Regions from separate parts of the Homo sapiens genome. Here region 2 is linked to region 1. Evidence: chromatin loops called from intact Hi-C (ENCODE). Cell type or tissue: HCT116. All regions are shown on one strand. Each heading gives the region's core, and the rest is flanking DNA. Links, peaks and the distances in the headings are about the cores only.

Region 1 (5,200 bases), core at 1,095-3,594:
TCCTGGGCTCAAGTGATTTGCCCACTCGACCTCTCAAAGTACTGGGATTACAAGCATGAGCCACTGCGCTTGGCCAACCTCAGCTCTACAAAAAAGAAAAAAAAAGTCCAGGCACAGTGGCTGACTCCTGTCATCCCAGCACTTTGGGAGGCCAAGGAGGGCAGATCACTTGAGGTCGTTAGTTCAAGACCAACCTGACCAACATGGAGAAACCCCGTCTCTACTAAAAATACAAAATTAGTCGGGCGTGGTGGCGCATGCCGGTAATCCCAGCTACTCGGGAGGCGGAGGCAGGAGAATCACTGGGAGACGGAGGTAGTGGTGAACTGGGATCGTGCCATTGTACTCCAGCTTGGGCAACAAGAACAAAACTCTGCCTAAATAAATAAATAGATAAAATTAGCCAGGTGTGCTGGTGTGTTCCAGTAGTCTTAGCTACTTGGGAGGCTGAAGCAGGAGAATCACTTGAGCCCAGGATTTCGAGGCTGCAGTGAGCTATGATCTTGCCACTGCACTCCAGCCTGAATGACAGGGTGAGACCCTGTCTCAAAAAAAAAAAATCACTACTGACAGATCATAACAGATAAAATAATCAAGAAAAAGTTTGAAATATTGCAAGAATTACCAAAATGTGCCACTGAGACACAAAGTGAGCACAGGCTATTGGAAAAGTGGCACCTACAGACTTGCTCAACACAGGGTTGCCACAAACTTCAATATATAAAAAAATGCACATCTGTGGAACACAATAAAACAAGGTAATACCTCTACAGGGATTGGTACAAGAGTATGCCAGACACTCTTGTATGTGTATCACACAGCTACAGGAGATAATACAGCACATAGAAGTGAAGGATGACATGTAATATGCCATGTGTCCACCCCTTACCGCATGCCCCCTTCTGGCTCCTTTTACTATTACATTTTTTAGAGACAAGGGTCTCACTCTATCACTCAAGCAGGAATACAGTGGTGTGATCATTGCTCACTGCAGCCTCGATCTCCTGGACTCAAGCAATCCTCCTGCCTCAGCCTCCCAAGTAGCTTGGAATACTGGTATGTGCCATCACACCTGACTTTTTACTTTTATTTATTTTTGAAAGACAGCATCTTGCTATGTTGTCCAGGTCTCAAACTCCTGGTCTGGCTCCTTTTATTTATTTTATTTATTTATTTATTTTGAGATGGAGTCTTGTTCTTGTTGCCCAGGCTGGAGTGCAATGGCTCAATCTCAGCTCACTGCAACCTCTGCCTCCCGGGTTCAAGCGATTCTCCTGCCTCCGCCTCCCGAGTAGCTGGGAGTACAGACGTGCGCCACCACACCCAGCTAATTTTTGTATTTTTAGTAGAGACTGAGTTTCACCATGTTGGCCAGGCTGGTCTCAAACTCCTGACCTTGTGATCCGCCCGCCTTGGCCTCCCAAAGTGCTGGGATTACAGGCGTGAGCCACCGCGCCCAGCCTGGCTCATTTTATATGAATACATGTTGTTGTTGTTGCTGTTGTTGTTGTGAGACAGTCTCGTTCAGTCGCCCAGGCTGGAGTGCAGTGGCACAATCTTGGCTCATTGCAACCTCTGCTTCCCAGGCTCAAGCGATTCACGTGCCTCAGCCTCCCGAGTATCTGGGTTCACAGGCGTGTGCCACCACACTCGGCTAATTTTTGTGTTTTTAGTACTGACGGAGTTTTGCCATGTTGGCCAGGCTGGTCTTAAACACCTGGCCTTAAGTGATCCACCCGCCTTGGCCTCCCAAAGTGCTGGGATTACAGGTGTGAGCCACCACACCTGACCTAATATATGTTTTTTCCTTTGTATCTGTGTTTCTAGCTCTGTGTCACAGTACTTTTGTAGACTGTCCAGTTCCCACCCATCACTGAAGTAATTCAGAGCTTTCTTTTGGAGAAGCAGTCATCTCATGGTTAAGAATGCTGGTTTGGAATGAGTCTAGGTTCAAATGTCAGCTCCCCCGCAATCCCCACAATTATGTTATACAACCTTTTTTTTTTTGAGACAGGGTCTCACTCTGTCAACCATTCTGGAGTGCAGCGGTGTGATCATATGATCATAGCTCCCCGTGGCCTTGAACTTTGAACTCCTGAGCTCAAGTGACCCTCCCACGTCAGCCTCCAGAGTATTTGGGACTACAGACACACATCATCACGTTTGGCTCACTTATTTTTATTTTTTGTACAGACAGAGTCTCACCGTGTTGCCCAGGCTGATCTAAAACTCCTGGCCTAAAGCAATCCTCCCACTTCGGCCTCCCAAAGTGCTGGGATTACAGGTGTGAGCCACTGTGCCCAGTCTAATCTTGAACAAATTATTTTACCTCCCTAAGCTACCGGAACAACCACACATGCCACACAACCTGGGAAGGACCAACTCAGCCATTCTCCAGCAGCGAAGTGGCTGCCACCCCAGGGATATCTAACTAGAGGATGTGGGATGGAGGCGTCATGGCAAGGCAAGGCCTGCCCCCTGGTGGTCAGAGAGCATGGGAGGCCCGAGCTACCAATGGTGGCTTTTCTCAACTGGGCCTTGATTCCAGCTTCTGCCCGATCCCCTACCTTGCTTGCCTCCTTCTATCAACACCCCATTCACACCCCAAAGGATCAATATAGGAAAAATTGTCTCTACTATCTCAGCTGTAAGAAGCCCACGGTTTGGGGAGGGAGAAGAGGTCACCACCAGTGGGGACGTGGAATAAGTAACTGGCTGGGGATAAAACTCCACTCTTCCGGCCGGGAGCAGTGGCCCACGCCTGTAATCCCAGCACTTTGGGTGGCCGAGGTGGGCAGATCACCTGAGGTCGGGAGTTCGAGACCAGTCTGGCCAACATGGTGAATCCCCATCTCTACTAAAAATACAAAACTTAGCCAGACGTGGTGGTGCGTGCCTGTAATCCCAGCTACTTGGGTGGCTGAGGCACGAGAATCACTTGAATCCAGGAGGCGGAGGTTGCAGTGAGCCAACATTGTGCCACTGCACTCCAGCCTGGGCAACGAGCAAAACTCCGTCTCAAAAAAAAAAAAAAACAAACTCCACTCTTCCACAGTGTACACTCAATCACATGGTTCTACTCCACGTCCCAAGGCAATGTGGCTTAGAAGACAAATCAGCCTAGGTTGGAGTCCTGGTGCCACTACTGTAAACTGGGGGTACCACCTGTAAACTTCCAGACCCCATTGCCCTAGGTGTTCAATGTGTGGTTCTTCTCCAGTGCTTCCCCCGTCCTGTGCAAGGGTGGCAGTGCCATTGCTACACCTGGACTCAAGGGCATCCTGCTCTCCCAGCTCTTTTCTATATCTAAGACTTCTAAACATTTGTCATAGCTAAAAATGTTCCAGATTCCAAAGACAGTATGTGGGGTTTTTTTTTCAGTCCATCTAGAATAAATCCTGATATGTGTGTACATTCAAGGGACCCCTTTTAATAACTCTGAGAACCTCTAGGGAAGGCTAACCTGCAAGACAGGAACTGCTGCGCTAATCAGCACAGTGGGCACAAGAATGGAACTTTTTTTTTCTTTTTTTTTTCTTGAGACAGAGTCTTGTTCTGTTACCCAGGCTAGAGTGCAGTGGTGCGATCTCGGCTCACTGCAACCTCCGCCTCCCGGGTTCAAGAGATTCTCCTGCCTCAGCCTCCTGAGTAGCCAGGATTACAGGCACCCACTACCATGCCCAGCTAATTTTCATATTTTTAGTAGAGACGGGGTTTCACTATCTTGGCCAGGCTGGTCTTGAACTCCTGACCTCGTGATCCACCCACGTCGGCCTCCCAAAGTGCTGGGATTACAGGCGTGAGCCACTGCATCCATCCTGGCCAAGGATGGAACTTTTCTAAAGAAATTATTCCCAGGCACTCAAGAGGAAAGGCAACAAATAAAACAGTGTTGAAGTGGATGTGCACTGGTCTCTGTTTTTGTGTGTGTTTTTTTTGTTTTTTTTTTTTTGAGAGGGAGTCTCGCTCTGTCGCCCAGGCTGGAGTGCAGTGGTGTGATTTCCGCTCACTGCAACCTCTGCCTCCCGGGTTCAAGCGATTCTCCTGCCTCAGCCTCCCAAGTAGCTGGGACTACAGCGCCTGTCACCATGCCTGGCTAACTTTTTTGTATTTTTACTAGAGACAGGGTTTCACCATGTTGGCCAGGCTGGTTTTGAACTCCTGACCTCAAGTGATCCACCTGCTTCAGCCTCCCAAAGTGCTAGGATTACAGGCGTGAGCCGCCGCACCCAGTCTCTGGTCTGACTTCTTTAACAACAAGCTGTGGGCTGGCTGGATGTAGTTGAGGCCAATAAACTCCCAACTCAGACCATGAAAACAGGTGAAAACACAAAAGTCCACAATCCAGCACAGGTGATCTCATCTTTCCCCCACCCCCACCAGGGTTCCTCTACGTGCTGGCAGGGGTGAGATTGGGTGACTTCTCTGGCCAAGTCTTATCAATATTTTTCAACTAATGAATGGCTCCCAGGTGATGATACTTTCAGCTTCTGAGAACAGCTTCTCCTCTGAGGCTCATAGCATCTGACCTCACGACCTTCAATCTCTCCTTGGTGTCGTCCACTCGCCCTCACATTCATCAAGAGCCCATCCCTGACTCTGCAGCCTCTTCTCTATTTATTTTTTCTTTCTTTTTTCTTTTTTCTTTTTTTTTTTTTTTGAGACAGAGTTTTGCTGTTGTTGCTGGAGTGCAATGGCGTGATCTTGGTTCACCGCAACCTCTGCCTCCCAGGTTCAAGCGATTCTCCTGCCCCAGCCTCCAGAGTAGCTGGGATTACAGGCACCTGCCACCATGCCAGGCTAATTTTTGTATTTTTAGTAGAGAAAAGGTTTCACCATGTTAGCCAGGCTGGTCTCGAACTCCAGACCTTGTGATCCGCCCACCTCGGCCTCCCAAAGTGCTGGGATTATAGGCGTGAGCCACCATGCCCAGCCCACTTCCTCTCTATTTCAACCTCTGCCAACTCCTTAATGGACTTAATGTCCATATGAATGACTTTTTTTTTTTTTTTTTTTGAGAGAGAGTCTTGCTCTGTCACCCAGGCTGGAGTGCAGTGGCGTGATCTCGGCTCCCTGCAAGCTCCACCTCCTGGGTTCACGCCATTCTCCTGCCTCAGCCTCCCTAGTAGCTGGGACTACAGGCACCAGCCACCATACCTGGCTAATTTTTTTGTATTTTTTAGTAGAGACAGGGTTTCAC
Region 2 (2,500 bases), core at 1-2,500, 390 kb before region 1:
ACCAGGGAGATGAGACATACCAGGGCTGGGCAGCTGTGGGGGTCCTTCCAGAGAGGAGCTGAGATACGCCTACCTGGAGGGGCCCCTGGGCCTGGAGGGGCTCCTCAGTGTGACTGGGTGAAGTGTTTTCAGAGGACCAGGGTTGAGGTTGGGGGCATCTCATCCAGACCCTGCCGGCATCTGCCCCAGAACCCAAGGGCCCCTCCTTCCTCCCTCCTCAATGGAAATGCTGGAGATGTCCTCAGTCACCCTCTGAGCACTCACACATCACCCCTTATTTGGAAATTTTTCTCACTCTAACCTTCCTTCCTGCCGCACCTTCTGCCCCATCCCCAGGCTCTGGCCTCTCTCTCTCCTCTTCTACCCTTTAGCAGGTAATGACTCAGTTCCCACTGAGGAGCCAGCTGTAGGTGAGAGTTTGGGCTCTCGGTGAGGTTGGGAGAAGGAAAAGGCTTATGGGCCAGGGGGTGGGAGGGAGAATGGGCACAGCCAGAGCAGAGTGGAAGGGTTGGGGGAGGCGATAAAGACAGATGTTTCCGTATTACCATTTTTCTTTCATGGTCCGAGGGAGCTGCCCTTCCCCCAAGCCCAGGAAAGTGAAAAGAGAAGCAGGAACAGTAAAATACTCCACAGGAAAGAAAAATCTTAGTGATCCCTCCTGCTGTCTCTTTCCTTTTGCCTATTCTGGCAAATTTTGTAAGTGAAATTTGTTACCAAGATGTGAAAATCTTATAAGAAAGTCTCTAAATATTTGAGAATAAAATTATCAATGTCTCAGCTCTGCAGGCTGAAAAAACGGAGGCTTTACAAAATAAAATCATGCTTGGAAAACTTCTCCTCTGAGGGATGTCAAAGGCTGCACTGAATAAGCTCTAAGGTGGTGCTGAAATGAGTCATTTATTTGCCTGTGTAAGCTCAGGCAGGTGTTGGAATTGAGGAAGTATAGGTAATGAAAAAAGTAAACATGTCCTCGGGACATAGCGACTGGTGATGACCACACAATCAACACAATAAACTCTAGCATTCACATTGTAGTCCAGCTCATTCAAGCAAAGCTATCTCCAATAGGGAGTTTACCCTGTACAGAACACGTGCATTTCCACCTGTTCTCAGACTGACCCTTTGCTCATCACAATAGTGAAAAAAAACACAGCCCTGGGTGGAGATTTAAGATGCTAATGAGTCATGAGATGTATGAACAAGCATGTACAGCTACTGCACACGTGCACCCAGAAGACCGCCCAGAACATGCTTGCTAGTAACACCTCTTCCCACCCACCTCCTGTGAATAATCATGTAAGACTCCCATAAAGGGAGTTTCTCCAGCAGTGATCAATGCTGTCTCATCCTTAGGAGCAGCCCACCCTGAATCCTCTCAGGGTGTACAGTTTATTTTGCACTTAACTTTCAAAATAATATTTTTCCTTTGTAATAAATTGCTTTGTACTTCATCTCCTTTGCTGCGTGTTTCTTGTTTAAATTCTTTTAAATGAAGAAGTCAAGAACCAAGGTATTACAACAGCCGTCAACATTTCCGGTGCCATGACTCAGAGGTTTGTCTGCTTCGTTGGTTTCAGTTTCCCTTCACTACTGGTGAGTACTATGGCAGCCAGAGACCCCTGATTGACTATCACTGCTTTCCCCAGATCTATTAAGGTTTTGGGGGAGGACCTTTTAACTCACTCACATTCTTTGAGCAACTAATTGTGATTGCTTTCCATTTGGCTGCTGCTTTTACAGTGTTTACAATTACCTTATTTGGATGGAACGCCCTGATTATTCAGCCTTGGGACTTTTGCTGCTTCTGTTTCACTTTTTGTTTTGCTGTTCCTCCCAGGACTGCACCTGATCTGTACTTACTGGCTATTGTAACTTTTTTTTTTTTTTTTTTTTTGAGACAAGAGTCTCACTCTGTCACCCAGACTGGAGTGCAGTGGCTCTATCTCGGCTCACTGCAACCTCCACCTCCTGGGCTCAAGCGATTCTCCTGCCTCAGCCTCCCAAGTAGCTGGGATTACAGGCGTGCACCATCACGCCCGGCTAATTTTTGTATTTTCAATAGAGTCGGGGTCTCACCATACTGGCTCAGCTGGTCTCGAACTCCTGACCTTATGATCAGCCCACCTTGGCCTCCCAAAGTGCTGGGATTACAGACATGAGCCACCGCGCCCAGCACTTGTTTGTTAATCAAGTAATCTCTTCAAAGATTTTTGTTCACCTTGAGGGACACATTAGATCTACTTTTGCCAACAGTCCCCATTCCTCCAGGCTCTGTGTGTTCTGAGACTCCTCTGAGTCTCAGAGGAGTGTGTTCTGAACGTCTCCTCTGAGAACAGGAGACGTTCCAAGAGGCCATCCATGTTGAGTGCAGGATGTGTGGCCACATGGATGTGTAGTCATGGGGACTATAACCAGGCATTCCAAGCATGATGACTGGACATTAAAAATGGCAGATCAGTGAAATAAGGAAGGGCTTGTTGGTGAGACATCCAGGCTCCCC

What was found. Peaks named below come from ENCODE experiments on the same cell type or tissue, not always from the same donor. Only the 100,000 strongest peaks of a DNase experiment are listed, where the experiment ranks them.
Region 2: a loop joins it to region 1, with 10 times the contacts of the local background. A loop is called at or near these places in 2 of 110 quality-filtered maps.

Annotation. Positions count from the first base shown.
Region 1 is chr6:31,596,277-31,601,476 of GRCh38, forward strand. No RefSeq gene overlaps it. Among named protein-coding and RNA genes, the nearest start is that of NCR3, 5.9 kb to the left of the region's middle. RefSeq lists enhancers at 953-1,453, 1,454-1,954. In HCT116, for the core only: a CTCF peak has its summit at 2,477 (motif pointing left); a DNase peak (open chromatin) is centred at 2,465.
Region 2 is chr6:31,202,518-31,205,017 of GRCh38, forward strand. HCG27 (HLA complex group 27) reads left to right here. Exons shown (of 2, transcript NR_026791.1): 2 at 1-1,451. Among named protein-coding and RNA genes, the nearest start is that of HCG27, 6.0 kb to the left of the region's middle. RefSeq lists enhancers at 1-519, 678-1,398, 1,399-2,118, 2,119-2,500. In HCT116, for the core only: no CTCF peak of the experiment used is centred there; DNase peaks (open chromatin) are centred at 974, 1,104 and 1,544; H3K4me3 peaks cover 1,929 bases; H3K27ac peaks cover 2,267 bases.